Linked DNA regions of Homo sapiens: region 2 is linked to region 1. A link is a contact called in ENCODE Hi-C or POLR2A ChIA-PET data. All regions are on one chromosome and are shown on one strand. Each heading gives the region's core, a stretch centred on a gene start or an enhancer-like site at or near the end of the contact. The rest is flanking DNA. Distances are from core to core; before and after follow the strand shown. Region 1 overlaps TRERF1 (transcriptional regulating factor 1). Region 2 has its middle 10 kb from the start of BICRAL.

Evidence for each region. A loop is a pair of places that touch in the nucleus more often than their neighbours do. ChIA-PET counts read pairs that join two places held with the same protein, here RNA polymerase II (POLR2A). Pooled maps may share reads with other maps.
Region 2: a pooled map shows a loop between it and region 1 (9-fold over the local background). The contact joins two enhancer-like sites. A Hi-C loop is called at or near these places in 3 of 50 pooled maps. POLR2A ChIA-PET finds 5 or more read pairs at or near these places in 2 of 52 experiments (HepG2 and naive thymus-derived CD4-positive, alpha-beta T cell).

Annotation. Positions count from the first base shown.
Region 1 is chr6:42,268,408-42,271,125 of GRCh38, reverse strand. TRERF1 (transcriptional regulating factor 1) reads left to right here. Exons shown (of 18, transcript NM_001395490.1): 5 at 1,278-2,718. The coding sequence starts at 1,536. Among named protein-coding and RNA genes, the nearest start is that of MRPS10, 52 kb to the right of the region's middle. RefSeq lists enhancers at 477-1,042, 1,479-1,528, 1,310-2,139 and a silencer at 1,649-1,718. Within about 2 kb of position 1,370, at least 5 of the 41 ENCODE cell types and tissues checked have a DNase peak (open chromatin) inside an H3K27ac peak, as active enhancers do.
Region 2 is chr6:42,770,647-42,773,351 of GRCh38, reverse strand. It overlaps a transcript of BICRAL not described here. Among named protein-coding and RNA genes, the nearest start is that of BICRAL, 10 kb to the left of the region's middle. RefSeq lists an enhancer at 1,854-2,053 and a silencer at 2,524-2,573. Within about 2 kb of position 1,396, at least 18 of the 41 ENCODE cell types and tissues checked have a DNase peak (open chromatin) inside an H3K27ac peak, as active enhancers do.

The DNA.
Region 1 (2,718 bases), core at 121-2,620:
GCAACCTCTGCCTCCCGGGTTCAAGTGAATCTCCTGCCTCAGCCTCCCAAGTAGCTGGGATTACAAGCGCCTGCCACCACGCCCAGCTAATTTTTGTATTTTTGATAGAGACAGGCGGATCATGAGGTCAGGAGATCGAGACCATCCTGGCTAACACGGTGAAACCCTGTCTCTACTAAAAATACAAAATTTGGGCTTGGCGGCGGGCACCTGTAGTCCCAGCTACTCAGGAGGCTGAGGTAGGAGAATCGCTTGAACCTAGGAGGTGGAGGTTGCAGTGAGCCAAGATCGCATCATTGCTCTCCAGCCTGGGCAACAGAGCGAGACTCCATCTCAAAAAAAAAAAAAAAAAAAAAAGAGATGAGGTCTTGCTGTGTTGCCCAGGCTAGTCTTGAACTCCTTAGCTCAAGTAATCCTCGCCTCAGTCTCCTGATAGGTGGGGGTACAGGTGCGTGCCATCACACCCTGCTTCTCTTATTTTTACCTTTTGATTACATGCATCGTTTTCCCCTTTGTAATTATTTATGCGACTCATCACCTTTTCTAACTACATGCTTGAGAGCAGGCCTATGTCTTAGTCATTTCTCCGCATTGTGCCTTACAGTTAATAGGTGTCTAATAAATATGTGTTGAACAGATAAATTGATTAATGCATATCTTAAACTTCTTTATATTTCCCACAGGTCCTAGAATAGTGTTGGGCTTTCAATAGCAGGGTCTCAGAAGAATGGATGAATTAATCAATGAACAAAACAATGAATTAACAAATCAATGAACTACTGAGCCATTGAACAATGGCTTGAAAGTAAGAGAGTTTGCATCTCATGTGAGAGTTAAGATCTGCAGACTCAGTGAAAAGGGTGTGGAGTGCATGACACTGGCTATTTCTAATCGAGTCTCCTGTTTCATATATATATATACACACACACAGAGAGAGAGAGAGGTGCGGTTTTATGCTGTCACCTAGGCTGCAGTGCAGTGGTGCAGTCATAACTCAGTGCAGCCTTAAACTTCTGGTCCCAAGTGATCCTCCTTCCTCAGCCTCCTGAGCAGCTGGGACTACAGGCGCATGCCACCACACCCAGCTAATTTAAAAACATTTTTGAGACGGGATCTCCCTATGTTGCCCAGGCTGGTCTCAAATGAACTTCATGTCTCAGCCTCCCAGGTAGCTGGGATTATATGTTTATTTTTATCACTGGTCATGGTGGATATCAATTGCTCATCACAAAACATCCAAATAAATCCTTTCCTGTCTTTTGCATCTTGCCTTGCAGGTGTGAGCGACGTCTCCTCACCACAGTGCTGTGTGGTCTATACCTCAGCCAGGGAGAGGATGTGAAACCCCCCGCCCTGCACATGAGTGGTACAGGCCAACAGGAACACCTGGCTCCAGCCACGTTCACAGACATGTCAGCCGTGGAGTAGTGCTGACACTTTTCTCTCAGCTTCTCAGGGTTTCAGTCCTTTTGGGTTTGTTTTATTTACCTTTTTTATGGTTTTGTGGCTGGACGTTCACAACCAAGGCAGACAGCATGGGTGACCAGCAACTGTACAAGACCAACCATGTGGCCCATGGTAGTGAGAACCTTTTCTACCAACAGCCACCACTTGGCGTCCACAGCGGGCTGAACCACAACTATGGGAATGCAGTTACAGGGGGCGGAATGGATGCCCCTCAGGCCTCGCCAATCTCCCCCCACTTCCCTCAAGATACACGGGATGGTCTGGGCTTGCCTGTTGGCTCCAAAAACCTTGGCCAAATGGATACCTCGAGGCAGGGAGGGTGGGGAAGTCATGCAGGGCCTGGAAACCATGTCCAGCTACGTGGAAACCTGGCCAACTCAAACATGATGTGGGGGGCACCAGCCCAGGCTGAGCCCACTGATGGCTACCAATACACCTACTCCCAGGCCAGCGAGATCCGGACCCAGAAGCTTACCAGCGGTGTCTTACACAAGCTGGACTCTTTCACCCAGGTGTTTGCCAACCAAAACCTGCGAATTCAGGTCAACAATATGGCCCAGGTGCTGCACACTCAGTCAGCAGTGATGGATGGAGCCCCTGACAGTGCTCTCCGCCAGCTGCTGTCTCAGAAGCCCATGGAGCCCCCAGCACCGGCTATCCCTTCCCGCTACCAGCAGGTGCCCCAGCAGCCTCACCCTGGTTTCACTGGTGGGCTGTCCAAACCAGCTCTTCAGGTCGGGCAGCACCCTACCCAAGGGCACCTGTATTATGACTACCAGCAGCCTCTGGCTCAGGTGCCAGTGCAGGGAGGACAGCCACTGCAGGCCCCACAGATGCTGTCACAGCACATGCAACAGATGCAGCAGCACCAGTATTACCCACCGCAGCAACAGCAGCAAGCCGGGCAACAGCGTATCTCCATGCAAGAAATACAGACGCAGCCGCAACAAATTCGCCCATCACAGCCACAGCCGCCGCCACAGCAGCAGCAGCCGCAGCAGCTACAGCTGCAGCAGCGGCAGGGTTCAATGCAGATACCTCAGTATTATCAGCCCCAACCCATGATGCAGCACTTGCAAGAGCAGCAGCAGCAACAGATGCACCTGCAGCCTCCTTCTTATCACAGGGACCCTCACCAGTATACCCCAGAGCAGGCACACACTGTCCAGCTGATTCCCCTGGGCTCCATGTCCCAGTACTACTACCAGGAGCCCCAGCAGCCCTACAGCCACCCCCTCTACCAGCAGAGCC
Region 2 (2,705 bases), core at 147-2,646, 500 kb before region 1:
AATCCCAGCACTTTGGGAGGCTGAGGTGGGTGGATCACCTGAGGTCAGGAGTTCAAGACCACCCTGGCCAAAATGGCGAAACCTTGTCTCTACAAAAATACAAAAATTAGCTGGGCATGATGGCGGGTGCCTGTAATCCCAGCTACTCAGGAGGCTGAGGCGGAAGAATCCCTTGAACCCAGGAGGCAGAAGTTGCAGTGAGCCGAGATCGTGCCATTGCACTCCAGCCCGGGCGACAGAGCAAGACTCCGTCTCAAAAAAAAAAAAAAATTGCTCCACTCCCCATCTCCCCTTCTTCTGTGAAGAAGGGTACTTAGGCACCTGGACCTCATTGGGTTATTGGGTAATCATTCTCCTGCTATTCCCCCATGCTATACATGTTAAATATTAAATAAATTGTTATGTCTTTTCTCCTCTTAATCTGTCTACTGCCAGTTCATTTTCAGCAAACTTTCACAGGGCGGAGGTGAAGCTTTCCCTTGGTCCCTACAAAACTCACTTCCAAAATCTCCCTCGAATACCATCCTCCCTCAATGGTAATTCTTTGCCAATTACCATCACCTGAATTCAGGTCCGCCTATTGCTTGGCCTCCCATTGATCTCCTATCCAAATTGCTACAAAGATCATCTTTCTAGATTCTAGAGCTGGTTGTGTCACACCTTCATCAGCACCTCACTGCCTCACTGCCCAGGGATGTTTATTGCAAGTACAGATTCCCAAACCCAAATCCATAACCAGAGAATGGGAATTTCTAGGGCAAGCTGAGAAGTGGTATATGTACTTTCAAGTGGCTCGGTAATTGGCTCCACCTGCCTCCCCAGGCACATCTCGAGCCAGTCCTCTCCTAGTACCCTGTGGTCCCTTTACAGAGAATACCCTGCCCCTGAACAAACAGATCCAGATTTGGACATATCCTTTCCCATCTGCCTGGAATTCCCTTTTCCTGTGGCACAAGTCCACCATTCTTCAAGGCCCAGCTCCAATGCCACCTCCTCTGGGAAGCCTTCTCCCGTCGCCTAACTCAGTGGCTTTCAAACATCTTTGCTTGAGACTCAATCCCAAGAAACACATTTCACATTGTAATTCAGTAGATATATAATTGAAACAAAGGTTTTTGAAAAAAAAATATCTAAACCTACTATGGAGGATGCATCTTGATGTATTTCATTCTATATTGTCTTTATTTTTTCAAATGCTGTTAGGCACTTGGTAAAGGACTTCATGATTCACTAATGGAGGTGACCCCATTTGAAAAACATTGCTTAAAATGAGTGAGTCCCTTCTCTATGCACTCTATACACGCCTCTATTACCCACTGATCACTTTACAATAATGATTTGTTTACAGTCTGCCTTCATCCTCCTCCTCCCCTCCCCAGACAGGCACATACCACAACCAAATCAGCATATCTTGTGACAGTTCCACAGCTGCTGACAAATGCAGAAATGCGAATATTGGAGAATAAATACTTTAATTGCTTTTGCTCGTGTCTAATTTTTTTTTCTTTTCTGATTACAATTCACAGCATAGTCTATTGAAGACTATGCTATTGGAGACTCAGCCTCCCAAGAGGCTGAGCCTGGGAATTATACTAGCTTCAACCCTTCAGTTAACAGCAATTTTTAAAAACAGCCATTGTATCTCAGTACAATTTAACCAAGGTGTTAATTATTCTCTCCCTCAAAAACAAAAACCACATACACGAAAAACCATCAGAAAATATTTTGTCGGGTTGCTAGCCAAGAGAGTGCAAATGTGGGCAAACAAATCTCTTACTTAGATACTTGCAAGCAAATAGTCAAAAACCTCAAAACCCTCCTTCCCTACCACTTCAGACAGGACCCCCCCACCACCCCCCGCCACCCCCACAGGGGTGGGGATGCAGATATAGAGGCCTTTCTATCTGCGCAGCCTGAAGCTCAATTTCTCACTAGGCGGTCCCTAACAACACAAACAAATGAGAAAAGTAGAAAAAACAAAAAGAAACCAGAGCAGCTAAAAAGCATCACGTAATGAAGCCGGGCCGCAAGTTCCGGTGCGAATTGTACCTGTGACGGATGCACGGGCGCAGCGGCGGCCCGCAGGGGGAGGGGTCCTCTTTCTGCAGCACGTGGCGCCAACGACAGGAAACCTGCCTGCAACACCCGCCAACCCTGTACACCGCTCATTTGCAGCATCGTCATTTGTGTGATGCTAATTTGCTCCATGTCCTTGTAAACGTTCTTACAGAGATAAATGAAAATCTACTGCAGGCTTGGGGTGGCCCTGGGCAGGCTAGGAGAGAAGGAGGGACCCAGCAGTCCCCAGGTGTCAGTGAAAAGCTCTGGGAGTCGGAGGACAGAGTAGGCAATCCTGTTCAGAGAGGGGAGGGCCGGGTGCGGTGGCTCACGCCTGTAATCCCAGCACTTTGTAAGGCCGAGGCAGGCGGATCACTTGAGGTCAGGAGTTCGTGGCCAACGTGGTGAAACCCCGTCTCTACTAAAAATACAAAAATTAGCGGGGCGTGGTGGCGGGCACCTGGAATCCCAGCTACACGGTAGGCTGAGGCAGGAGAATCACTTGAACTCGGGAGGTGGAGGCTACAGTGAGTGGAAATTGCGCCACTGCACTCCAGACCGAAAAAAACAAAAACACTGACCGGGTGGGGTGGCTCATGCCTGTAAACCCAGCACTTTGGGAGGCCGAGGCGGGTGGATCACCTGAG